Linked DNA regions of Mus musculus: region 1 is linked to region 2. Evidence: chromatin contacts called from ENCODE Hi-C data. All regions are on one chromosome and are shown on one strand. Each heading gives the region's core, a stretch centred on a gene start or an enhancer-like site at or near the end of the contact. The rest is flanking DNA. Distances are from core to core; before and after follow the strand shown. Region 1 holds the start of Mael (maelstrom spermatogenic transposon silencer). Region 2 has its middle 52 kb from the start of Mael.

Region 1 (6,688 bases), core at 1,456-3,955, 54 kb after region 2:
ACATTCTCCTCTAAGGTAGTGAAATAATTTATCTTTGCTTCATGCCTGCCCACCCCAGGATATTTTAAAATTCCTTATTCTTAATTGGCAAATAATAATAGTACATCTTTATGGGTTACCACAGGGCTTCAATGTATTTATAAATTGTGGAATGATTAAAAGTCAAGCTAGTTAACGGATCCATCAATCCATAACCTCCTGTTTTTGTATTTCAACACTTAGAATCCACTCTTACTAGACTGGGAAATAGGTTAAAAGCCTTATCCTTCTTGTCTACCTCTATAATCTAAGTATGGAAGCTACAAAGAAGACTAATGTTTTATAATATATGAAGTGGTAGAAACCAAGAGACTTTTGTTACAATAACTTCCCAGTATTATTTCAACAAATGCAAATTAGTTTATCCAGCATTCCATCAGTGCTAGCATGTTTAAACCTGTATAGTCAAGGATTTTGAAATGTAGGATCAAATGAACAAAACACATTTTGGGGGTGGGATGCACTTGCATGGGTGTGGGGACTTGATGTCCTTGAGTGAGGCTATCACACACCAATCTCTAGTGTCACTCTCTAGGAGTTGTCCATGTTTCTTTGTGATGGATCTCTCATGGGCATCTGAGGTTTACTAACTAGCCAGGCTGCCTAGCTGTTGTGTCTCCACCTCCCAGCACAGGGATTATAAGCTAGCATGACCACCACTCTTTATATGGGTGCAGGTCCTTTCCATGGCATGGCAAACACTATTTCCATCCTCCCACATCATACAGAACATTTTTTAAAAAATTGCCCAATATGCTATCCAAATTTGAGTGAAGTATTTTAGGAATACTCTACCTTGATCACTTTTTATAGATAAATTTGACATATCAGGGGGAGAAATACTTGGTTTTGGTACAAGCATGCCTGGCCTCCTCAGTGGTGTAGATACAAGTTTCTGAAAGTAAGAGAATCACCAATCAAACACTTTTAAGCAGAGCCATTGCTAGATACTTTACTTCCCATATTTAAATGTAATAAAGTAACCTCAAAATAGCCCGTGGACTATGTCAGCATTCCCTCAAGGCCAATGAAAACATTATTTTTATCAGTAAATACCAGCCAACCACAGCACTCTATGGGAAGGCGAGTATAAGTAGCTATAGCTGAAAGCCATTTGCGCACTCTCTATCATCTTACTTCCCCGAGTCACTACCTACTAAACGCCAGGCTGGTGTGCAGAATAAGAGTATTTAAAGAAAACAGAACAAAATCCTAAAGTCTATAATGTTATTTGTGGTTTTCATTTAAAAGTGAAAATTACAAAAGGTTGTGCCTCCAACTATCACAACTCAAGCACGTACAATATACTTAAGTTTTGTGGAGAATTTTTTCTTCAAATTTTCATTCCCCCCCCCCCCCCCCCCCGTGTGTGTGCTTGGCTGCATGTATGTGTGTCACGTGTGTGTGCGCAGCACCAGTGGAAGCCAGAGGAGGGCATCAGAACCCTTGGGAACTGGAGTTACAGATGGCTGTGAGTCACCATGTGGGTGCACCGACTCAAATCTGGAACTTTTGGAAGAGTAGCCAGAGCTTTTAGCCAGTGAGCCATCACTAGTCCCTTAAGGAGATATGTTTTATAGAAAAATCTGATAAGAGCAATCAAAGCTCACAAGCACAGATCCTCAAAAATCCACCTGACTTAAGACATCAACTTAAAATGTAAATCTACCTACCATATTTACAAATAACTTGCCACAATTTTGAATTTCAATCCAATGTCACAAATTTAAGAATGAAATTTCGGTATGTACAAACAGAAAAGCAGCATAAGGGAGAAGAAAAAGACTTCTTTATTGACCTTGTAGATACTGACTTAGTAGTCTACTATCCCAATACTCTGGAATTTGCTTAACTATTTGGGGGGGGGGGGGGTTCTGTAGGATCTACAAATGTTAACCCAGGTCTTCACGTCTTGTTATTACAATATTTAAAGAACTGTTAACAAGCTTGTTTCTAGGAACCATTTAAATAAAAGCCTACGCTTTTTAAAAATTATTATTACAGCTGTCTAACCGGTAAGAACTGAAAGGCAGTCGGGGAGCCGTTTAGTGCAAACCCTGACCCCCAACCCCAAACCTGCCTTTCCCCTGGGGCTTCTGCACTATCTGGAAACTTCCCGAAGGTTCCTCGGGCTCCACCGTGGCTGGAGTCCAAGGGTGGGCGGGCGAGAGGTGGCTGCCCTTACCTGCTTCTCTGAAGGCCCAGAATCCTTTCCCTGGGCTGCTCTCCACTCTCGAGCCATTTCTGAGTATTTCTCCTTCTCATCCTCCCTCAAGAGCTTGGGGAGAAGAGGGATACAAGAGAGGCGAGCTGTGAGGGTGAGGCGTCCGATCCACACCCCGGTTCTGGAAGGTTCTGTCGGTTGGTCCTGCCCTTGGGCTGTGTCCCCTCCACGGGCTCCCCCCAGGCTGGGTTCCCACCGCGCCCTCCCCGCTGCCCAACTGCCCGCTGCCTCACCGCCCAGTCGGCCGAGCAGTAGGGGATGGCGTCTGCCACGCGGGCCACCGGCAGGCCTCGCCGGCGCAGTTCGGGAATCTTCTCCTGTACGAAGAAATAGTAGGCATTGCGGCTGGCCCTGCGGTTGGGCATGGCGTCGTCGGGCCTCGACGCCCTCCAGAGACGCAGCAAGCAGCCGGCGCCCTTGCCGGGCTCCCGCCCTTAGTAACCGAGCTCGGAGCCTGCGCGCGCTTCAGCCCGGCACTTGGCCAATCAGGGTGCAGCGCGCAGCCGCATTGGGCCCCCTGCTGTGGGGGTGAAAACAGCCTGAAACTGGATTCCACCTCGTGCGTGAGGGGGCGGAGGGGGCGGGAGGGAGGAGGAGCGAGGCGCAGGTGGGGAGAGCACTGTGATTGGCTGACTCGCTTGCCCGGTAGGCGGGGATTGTCACGTGGTAGGCCTGGTACTTTTATTATTATTTTTTCCCTGTACATTGTTGCTTGATGTACCCCGTTAGTAGGAAGAGGACTCGCAGGTGCTTTCGGTTCCTGGGTGTTTCACATTCCCGAACTAGCGAGCTTGTGTAAAGCACTGAGAGGGAAAAGGTGGGGACAGGAGGGTGTTTTCAAGACGACGACAAACAACAACAACAACCACAACATATTTGAAAACTTCTGTTTCACAAAACATCCATGAATAAAGTTTTATAGGCTTTCTTATAAGGTCTGGGTAATTTGGGGAGGGGTCAGTTTTATTAGTAGGTATCATTTTTCGAAGTTATTGTGAAATGCTTTTCTCATCTACTTGGTTACTGCTGACTCAAGGTTGAGCCTGTGTATTTAGTAATAGTGAGTTCTCATACTGGTTCAAACTGTGCTGCTTGATCTTGCCTGGGTTTTCTCATTGCACTTCCCAACTACATTCCTTTGTGTATTCGAGTTACTTAATTTGTGTATAAGTAGAGTTGAAAATTCATTTAAAATTTTTATCTTTTCAGATAACTTGATCATCTTTTCTCTCTGTCACTGACAGATAATCAGCCAGATTAGACCAGATTAAAAGTAGATAATGGCAGGTTTATTTGGAGGCAGCTCTCTGGTGGGTTCATCGGATTTCACAGGTCAAGGTCAGCAAGGTCACATATCCAGGCAAAAACAAGGGTTAGTTTTTTTGTTTGTTTGGTTGGTTGGTTTTTTAATGGGTCTTGGGCATGGGGTGATGACATGTGAGTTAGGAGCTGGTATTTGCCCTTACATGGTCAAAAAGTGAGCCCCTGAGCAGGCACTCATGGGTGGGTTGCTGGAACACTGAGTAGTGAGGTGTTTTTTCTTTGTAGGTGGAGTTGGTGGAAGGGGAATAAACAGGGTTTTCCAGCTTGTGAAGAGACTGAACAGGAGTCCCAGCCTAGCAATGACCTCAGTTTTAATTGTTTGCTAGTAATGTTGCTAAATTTTTCTGGTATTGAACCAGTCAACATTTATAGTATACACTCTTCTTGATCATGAATCGTCGCTGACACTTGAAGTGTTGCTGACACTTTAAAAACGTTTTTCTGTCTTAGTAGATAATGGATTGTTTTTGTGGTGCTTCCTTTAGGGATCAGAGGAAGTTCTGAGTGAGTAGCGTCCCGAAAGAATGTGCTTTTGTTGACGTGGGCAGGACCATGACCCAAAACATACCAGTGAGAAACTGGCAAAGTTGTTACCTATATGGGCCAGGCGCCAGAGAAATGATAAAGCTTTCCTGGAGAGTATGAGAATGAATGTTTATGAATGAATAATTGATTGCTCAGTGCTAGCAATTACTGTGGCCCCCGAGTGGATGTTTACAGTCTGAAACTGCTCACCTGCACAGACCTCCTATGGCGACTCGCTAACTCCCCTTCTTTGGTACCTAATAGATATATTGAGGTTCTAGGTATCAGCAGGTTAGAAGACTCACACCAGATCCCAGCGACACTGTGGGTCTGTGTACATCTGTTCTTTCTTTATTCCATCTCTGCCTGTGGTTAGGGAGGGTTCCAAGACCCAAGTCACACGTGATTGGACAGCTGTTCTTACTAAATATTGGTATCAGGGTTGTTACTGCCTCATAAAATGAATGCCCCTTTTCCCATAGGATTGAGTAAGAGACGAGAATTAATGCGTCTTTGGAAAGTTGGTACATTTTTTTGTTTGTTTGTTTAAGCTCTGATACTGACAACCCTTGGAGGGCAGAAGGGGGGGAGCTGAACCTTCTTGGTATCTGGCATGAATTGTCTTTGCAGTTTTCTTCAGCCATTTCTTTTAGAAACCTATCTTACATTTGAGACTGCAAGTGTACTGGTATAAGATCTGATGAGGAGATAAGGCTACTGAAAGTTCAATGAATATGGATGAGACAACATCTTGACAGGCCCTTCTTACACTTAGCTGCTTGACTCAGCAATTCCAGTCTGGAGAAATGGACTTGCATGAAACGAAGGCTTCTAGATGAATTTATAACAGCTCTGTTCATAAACAGACCCACAAGGAATGGCCCAAAGCCATCAACAGTTGAATTAGTAAATTGTGGTATATAATATGGTAGACAACTGGGGAATTCGAAGAGGTGAGTTAATCTGGATACTCTACATGAATTCTGAAATGTTGCTAAGTGGAAGAAAGCATTCTCTATGACACAGTGGATACAGCTCTTGAGACAGGTAAGAGTATGAAATTAGAGATAGCAGATTAGCAGTAATAGCTAGAGGCAGGCCTGGAGGTAAGAAAAGATTGGAAAACTGTGGAAATGGCAAACTATTTTGTGCTTTGTAGTGGTTACAGGCAGGGTGTGTCGTTTATCAAATTCTATTTTTAGGCATAGGCATTTTCAAAACAACATTTTAGGTGTATTGGTGTATTTCCTTCATGTATGTCTATGCACCACGTGCAGGCCTTAGAGGGCATTGGGTTCCCTGGAACTGGTGTTAAGAGATTGTTGTAAATTGCCATATAGGTGCTGGGAGCTGAACGTAGGTCCTTTGGGAAGAACAGTTAGAATTGCTAACCCCTGAATCATCTCTCCAGCCCCCAAATTGCATGCATTTCATTCTGTATAAAATGCAGTCTAATAAAATTTATTTTAAAGATTGGCATAAAAATAAATGTAACACTTGTTTATAATTTAAAAATACATACCATCTCCCTTTTTTCTAATATTATTTAAGCTGTACAAGCCTTTTCTGTTTTTCTTCCTTTCAAAAAGATTTATTTATTTAATTATGTGAGTGCTCTATTCTCATGCACATCAGAACAGGGCATCAGATCCCATTACAGATGGTTGTGAGCCACCATGTGGTTGCTAGGAATTGAACGCAGGTCCTCTGGAAGAACAGCCAGTGCTCTAACCACTGAACCATCTCTCCAGCCCTCTTGCCCCATGCCCCAAGTCTTTTCCTAGTATTTGCTAAACTGTTTTCATCGATCATTTAAATAATCTGAGTTTTGTTCTGTTGAGAAACTGTAACATTTTTCTTTTCACCCCTCTCTGCTTTAAATGCATTCGCCCTTTCTACTTTAGGCTGCTTTGCATTTCTTTTTCTAGTTTCTGGAACAAAATACCTTATTCTTTTCCGTGTCTATTTTTATAGGGTTCCTTCTCCCGTTTCTGCTTTAGTTGGATTGATCAGTGTTTCTGCTCCACGTATTTCTCTGCTGACTTCAAAGTTGTCCGTTTTGTTTTCCTTCATTCCATAGACAGAGTGTCGGGGTTGAGAGGACAACTCTCAGGAGTCAGTTCACCATGTGGGATCTAGAATCACTACACAAGCATCTCTACCTGCTGAGCCATCTCTCCAGCCCCTCCTGAGAGACCGCTTATAGACCCCTTTCTCTGCCTACTTGTTGAACGGAGCTGTCAACAAAGCAGCCTCACATTTGGTGACCCAGTGGGCGGCCACCATGCATGGTGTCCCACGGCAGAGTACTTCCCAGGTGGCTTGAGAAAACTACACTAGAGCTACACCCATGACTGCTAATGCAGCCACAATGTCTGCTTTAGGAGGCCTCGATACAGTACAGCTACACCAGCTTACATTAGTAACAGGAATGTCAATCAACCTCAACAAGGCGCCTCTTCCTGTAGCAGTTCTCACTTAGGATGGGGAGGCTATAGGTGACTCAGGAAAAAAAGAAAGAAAGAAAGAAAGAAAGAAAGAAAGAAAGAAAGAAAGGAAGGAAGGAAGGAAGGAAGG
Region 2 (6,424 bases), core at 339-2,838:
AGATTTATATACTTGGTTTACCGTCCTGACTCGGGAATTATTTTGCATAAATACTTGGCTTCATTCCACTAGGTATTGTAGGAAGTTGTCAGGAATAGCATTAAGCCGCTCTACCTTCATATTTATAGTTAGGATGTTGTCAAAGACACGGCCTTAGTACATTGCAAGTTATTTGTTGAAAAGAATAGCCTGGGGAATTTTCTCTTAAATCTGCTTACTAGAAAGAAGGTCACTGTCGCTCATAAACAATGGACTTGCTATGTATCATTTTAATTTAAAGACACTTCACACTGTAGCTTGCTTTTTCTTTGCAATGGTTGCTAGGAAACTCAGAGTGAAAGCTGCACTACATAGAATTTTTCAAAATGGAGTAGCCGAACAAATTTTATCCATAGTTTCATCTCTTCTTCCCGTCATATCTTCACACTTATGCTATCTTTTCTCAGTTTTCGCCTTTTGTGCATTTATTAAGTCTGCCTCACAGTCTTTGTAAGACAAGACAGAGTTGAATGAGCGATGAAGACTAGAAGCAACACCTTAGGGGAATGAGGTTAGTTGTGTGGCACTCTGGGGAGTTGTGGCTGACCTGGGGGCTCTGGGGTCACAGGCATCAAAAGGGGAGAAGTCAGGCTTGGTGCCATCCTGGAATTTAGAACCCAAAAGTCAGAAGCAGAAAAAGTGCCTGAAGTTCTAGGCCACCTTGGCTGGCACAGAGTAGCCCAGACTACAGGGTGAGGCCTTGTTTCAGAAAAAGAAAGCATTCTCCTTCCTGTCTAAGACAGAATGCAAACAAACCAAAACCTAAGTGGATGTAGTCCTGGTGTGGACGAAGCCTCTGGGAGTAGGGTGTGTAGAGAGCAAGTGCTGAGGTCCCTTTCTGAGGACGTTTAACAGCGGGTGGAGGAGGGAAGCTCAGAGAGATGGGAAAGACCTGCAGAAAGGCTTGAGGTAAGCCCAGGACAAGTCGGTCCACAAAGCTATAGAATATAGGACCCTTTCCCTTTAGATCATTTTTTAAAAAGCCTTTATGTTTCTATTCTATTCTTCACAAAACACAACCAGAGGGATTGAAAGACTTAACCAAGCACAGCTTATTCGGAGGGTGGCAATCTTCTGACTCCCTCAACAAGTCAGGGTTAGTCTATTTACAGCAGTAAGCTTTTCTGTCCTCAGGAGAAGTTCACTCCCCAACTTCCCACTAGCCGTGACGACGCATCTCTGTTGATTTTGCGTGTCGGTTTGCCCAGGCGAGGCAAGCCTTCAGCACTTTCAGACTGAGAGCATGCCCTGCATTGCATCGGATGACCTTCCGATGAGAGAGGGGCCCATCGCTCAAAGCACTGGAGTCCCCAAGTGACACTGTTGTCCACTTAAGCATCTCTGGCCCAGCAGGGAAGGCAGAAGAGAGTTTCTGCAGGGAGACACCTGGACTCTTATTTTAGGCTGCTTACTCTGTCTGCCTCACTTAGCAATCAAAGCCAGAGAAGCCAGAAGCTTTGCATTCTCTGCCAGAGAGGAGGCGAGCTCTTGGGCTGATGGGCAGCCACTTCCTGTCACTCCTGAAGGAGCAGAGGCAGCAGCTGCCTTGGAGCAGGATTTTGTGGAGTGGATTCTGAGTGTCTCATCTCACCGGGCATCGAGGAAGAGCTTCAAACACCCTCCCGAAACACTAATAAGCAATTTTCTGGAGAAACTAGACTCAGCAACACCCCAGCTTGCCAGTCTCCCTACCCAAATCTCTTGCATGGGCATGCGCGCTTCATGCTGCTGGAGGTGGGAGCGCACAGGAAAGAGGCAGCGCAGGGGACAAAAGGAATATGGAAAGCAGAGCGGAAAACCCTGACCCATCCCAACCTTCTAAGTACGCCGCTTTCTTCTCAATTTCTAGATAAGCTCGGGACACTGAAGTGACTTCTCAGGAGCCATGAAGGGGCTAGTGAGAGGTTTAACTAAGTTCTGGTCTTTACTATGCTTTACTATACGTTCTGGGGCCAGGGGTGGGGGCGGAAGCCTTCAATAAATGTTACTTTGCTTACATATGCTTTTTCTTCTTACAAGCCTTAGCCCTTCCCTGGTAAGGAACAATTTATATAATTTATCAGCTCAGAGCAGCCTTCCTGCCCCAGCAAGGCACTTTTGTCTTCTTTCTCCCACTTTTCTCGAAGTGACTTTCGTTGTCACATTGCAAACATCCTGTGGTCCTTTTGAACCTGTTCCATGACCCTGCAGAGTTCTGAGGTTTGGCCCAGGAACAGTCAAGCTGAAACAATGCCACCAAGCACCGCTAAGGATGCATTTGCCAGGCTGGGCTGGGGGTCTGGGGTCCCGGTTACGCTTCTCAAAGGCTGATGCTGTAGAAATAGCCCAGGAAGACCTGAACACCAGAGGCCTTCAGACTTGGAAAAGTGTTAAGGTCTCTGGATTTCTTTCCTTTTATAGGTGATGAGAACATGAGCCTGGAGATCCTCTCCCAGGGGGACCAGTCATCTTTGTGGTGGAAACTAGGACGGTTATTGCTGCTATTAACAGTCTTTTGCCAAGTGCTCCAGCCATGGGTGGCTAGCCCTACTGAGGAAAATGCAAATGTAGGGGGCAAAATATGAGCATAATCTTTTAGGCTTCGTCTTTTAGCTCCAATCGGAAGAATGGCATTTTCTTCTCTATTGGTCCTCAAGAAAGGAGAGAACATTTATTGTTGTATTTCTAGTGCTCCCGAAAGGGCTTGGGCATAGTATGCACATAGTAGTTATTAGATGGATTATTGTATGCAATGAACCTGACTACCTAAGATACCTAACTTCGGCTGTAACTGTCTTGAGATAGGGTCTCACTATGTAGCTCAGGCTGGCCTTGTTTGATTCTCTTGTCTTCGTTTACCAGTGTTGAGACTATATGCAAGTACCCTCATGCCTGGCTTCCAGTATTTGTCTTACAATTCAACTATAATCATTGAAAACTACTTTTGCTTTTGTGTATATGTTAGAGTCCTGTGATATTCCATGCCCCCCACCTCTTAACCCAATTTCAATAGGACCTGAGGCCATTTTGACATATTCTATACTTGCTATAATTTGGGCCTGTCTTAATTTACACAAAGATAATTTGAAGCATGAGGAAAGGCCTCCTATGAGATGTGAACCGACAATTCACAAAGAAAAAGTGAAAATTAGCCTTACTTCTGTGAAATAACACTAACGTTCATTTATCTTACCGAAAGAGGAATTTAAATGGCACCATTTCTCACCAAGGAGGCTGGAAAAACTCCACAATCCAACCACATACTTATTGTTACTGCTAGGAGAGAGCAAGAGCTTTGATCCAGATTTTATTGGCAGAAATGAAAAATGGCATAATTTAGAGACATTTTGGTAGTATTTAGAGAAATTTTACCATTTGATCCAGAAACCATAGCAGATATTTTTTGTTTAGGGATCTAGGTGCTAGAACACTGCCTCAAAGACATATCTGCAAAAATATGCAGATGTAGAAAGACAAACCGCACAAAGTGTTGCTCTGACAATATGTGCAACGAAGCCTCAGTCAGCAGGATTCCCGTTTCAGAAGCAGTGCTGTACAGAAGTTGTTTGTACAGTGAAATGACTTCCAGAAGCACAGATAGAGCTCAGAGAGCTGGCTGCCCTCCTGGTCACCGTTTACACACGGAAGGAGAGAAGTCAAGTCAGCAATGGAAGGCGACAGCGATGGAAGGCGACAGCGATGGAAGGCGACAGCGATGGAAGGCGACACACAGGACAGAGCCCAGCGGCCACATGCAAGGCTCCCAGCACAGCCCTGAGTTTTCCAGACAATGGTGAGTGGCAATTTGTGTCAAGAATGGCTAAGCACAGAAGGTTTGGTGTCAGAACACAGGGGGTTGGTCCCATAGGCATGACCCTCTATAGGTCAGCTCACACTGCCAGGCCTGGACTCCTACCACAGATAATGCTGTTAGCATAGACTACCCATTATAGTCCAAGGGCCCAGACAGAAGACATTCTTTTTTTTTTCCCAAATTTTTCTTCATTTACATTTCAAATGCTATCCCGAAAGTCCCCTATACCCTCCCCCCCTTCTCCCCTACCCACCCACTCCCACTTCTTGGCCCTGGCATTCCCCTGTACTGGGGCATATAAAGTTTGCAAGACCAAGGGGTCTCTCTTCCCAATGATGGCCGACTAGGCCATCCTTCTGCTGCATATGCAGCTAGAGACACGAGCTCCTGGGGTACTGGTTAGTTCGTATTGTTGTTCCACCTATAGGGTTGCAGACCCCTTCAGCTCCTTGGGTACTTGACAGAAGACATTCTTACCAGCAAGGATATCCTAAGACTTAAAGGTTTTCCTATGAGTTGGTCAAGGGTTAGAATTCTCTTCGGAATGTGCAGGATTTGGAAACCCAGGCCATCTGAATTATTCCTTTATTGAAAACTGATATAGAAGCAACGCAGTCCACTAGTATGCATGTATGAATTCTTTAAATTTATGATTGTAGAAAGTAACCATAGCAATTCATTGACTCTTGAAAAGACACTACAACAGCCCACATGATTAACTTAAAATAGGTAAATGAAATAATACTTGTTTTCTTTTTCCTCAGTGGCTATGATGATGTAGGGGGAGTCAGAGGGACTGTTTTTTTGTAAAAGTACTTTAGCTTGGAAAAAGAAAGAAAAAGGCGGTTTTTCAGGTTCTGCTAAAGTAGTGTGTGTGGCCAAGGATCACCACTCTTTAAAGTAACCAAATAGTCCTCTCATTACGAGTGCAAATATCACATGAAAAAAAAAACAAGATTGAAAAACTATATATATGATCCAGCACCTGGGTATAACTATCAGTTCATGGGTGTTACAGGGAATGAATATGTTGAATGATCTGTGAAGGCAAACAAAATCAATATTGTGCCAAACTACAGAGCTTATTTTCCAACTCAAACCTTAAATTTAGATGGTAAATTGGTGTCTTAGGGTTTCTATTGCTGCGACGAAACACCATGACCAAAGAGCAAGTTGGGGAGGAAAGGGCTTTTTGGGGTTTCCCTATAACTGTTCATCACTGAAGGAAGTCACTGCAGGAATTGGAACAGGACAGGAACCTGGAGGCAGGAGCTGATGCAGAGGCAATGGAGGGATGCTGTTACTGGCTGGGTTCACATGGCTTGCTCAGACTGCTTTCTTATAGAACCCAGGACCACCAGGGTGGACAATGGACTCTCCCCTCCCGCACTGACACTGAGTAAATGGCTGACAGTTGGAAATCCCATGGAGGCATTTCCTCGACTGAGGCTCCTGATTATTCGAGCTTGTGTCAAGCTGACACAGGAAATCAGCCAGTACAAACAGTAACCTGTAGACTAAAGGACATCAACAAATTAGTGTTTGATAATTAGTTGTATCCCAATTTTGACAAATTATAAAAAAGCAAGAGTCAAACATTTCTAAGACGACTAAGTATAAAGCAGGTCACATTTGGTAACTTGTCACGTGCTACTTAAGCTGATTAAAAGTGGACTCTGGATTAAGATGGCCCTCCCTTTTCTCTTCCAAAACCCTTGGTCTAGGGGTAGACTGGCCCCGTAACTCTCATACAAAGAACAGAAACTAGCAAGTAGTTAAAGATATTAAAACGCTATGTGCTTGAGAACATGTAGGAGGGAATATATTTCAAACGGAAGTTACTATTGTTTAGCCAATAAAAGAAAGCATCTACAGTGACTATGAGAAGCCAAACCCACTCATGGACAGGGCAGAGGGGACACTTTGCCTTAGACTTTTAGCTGAGAACTCCAGCTGAATGTCTTAAGCTTCCCCAGTGTTAAATTTAGCAAAATTTGGTGTTTTACCAAGCAATTAAACAAAGAAAAAGATAAATAAGGAGGTGTGAATGTGTGCAAGGGAGTGACTATCACTCTGTCTTGGACTTTTAACATGGTGTCTTAGTTTGTGTTTCCATTGCTGTGAAAAGACATCATGACCAAGGCAACTCTTATCAGGGCAAACATTGAACTGGCTGGCTTACAGTTTCAGAGGTCCAGTCCATTATCATCACTGCAGGAAGCATGGCAGTGTGCAAGCAGACTTGGTGCTAGGGAAGCCAAGAGTTCTACATCTTGATCCGAAGGCAACTAGGAGAGCGTCTCTTCTGCACTAGGTGGAGCTTAAGCATAGGACCTCAAAGCCCACCTACACAGTGACACACTTCCACCAACAAGGCCACACCTACTCCAACCAGGCCACACCTCCTAACAGTAGCACTTTCTTCCCATGGGCCAATGTATTCAAACCACCACACATGGTAAGAAACACAGCGAGTACACAGAAAGACACAGGGATGAGTGATGAAGCCAGATGGCTGTAAGTCGCACGTGAAATAGAAGAGTTGTTGACTTGGGATGTTAAAGGAAGTAAACTCAAAAACAGCAGAGAGGC

Evidence for each region. Hi-C counts contacts between places; a loop is a spot of excess contacts on that map.
Region 1: a loop to region 2 is called in a map of left cerebral cortex, with 2.6 times the contacts of the local background. The contact joins the promoter of Mael here to the enhancer-like site in region 2. A Hi-C loop is called at or near these places in 5 of 37 maps with a recorded cell type or tissue (T-helper 17 cell and left cerebral cortex).

The regions. Positions count from the first base shown.
Region 1 is chr1:166,236,039-166,242,726 of GRCm38, forward strand. It overlaps Mael (maelstrom spermatogenic transposon silencer), which reads right to left and starts at 2,706. Exons shown (of 12, transcript NM_175296.4): 1 at 2,497-2,706; 2 at 2,225-2,317; 3 at 835-934. The coding sequence starts at 2,628.
Region 2 is chr1:166,183,302-166,189,725 of GRCm38, forward strand. No RefSeq gene overlaps it. Among named protein-coding and RNA genes, the nearest start is that of Mael, 52 kb to the right of the region's middle. Within about 2 kb of position 1,589, at least 1 of the 3 ENCODE cell types and tissues checked has a DNase peak (open chromatin) inside an H3K27ac peak, as active enhancers do; it is left cerebral cortex, where a contact is called at or near this core.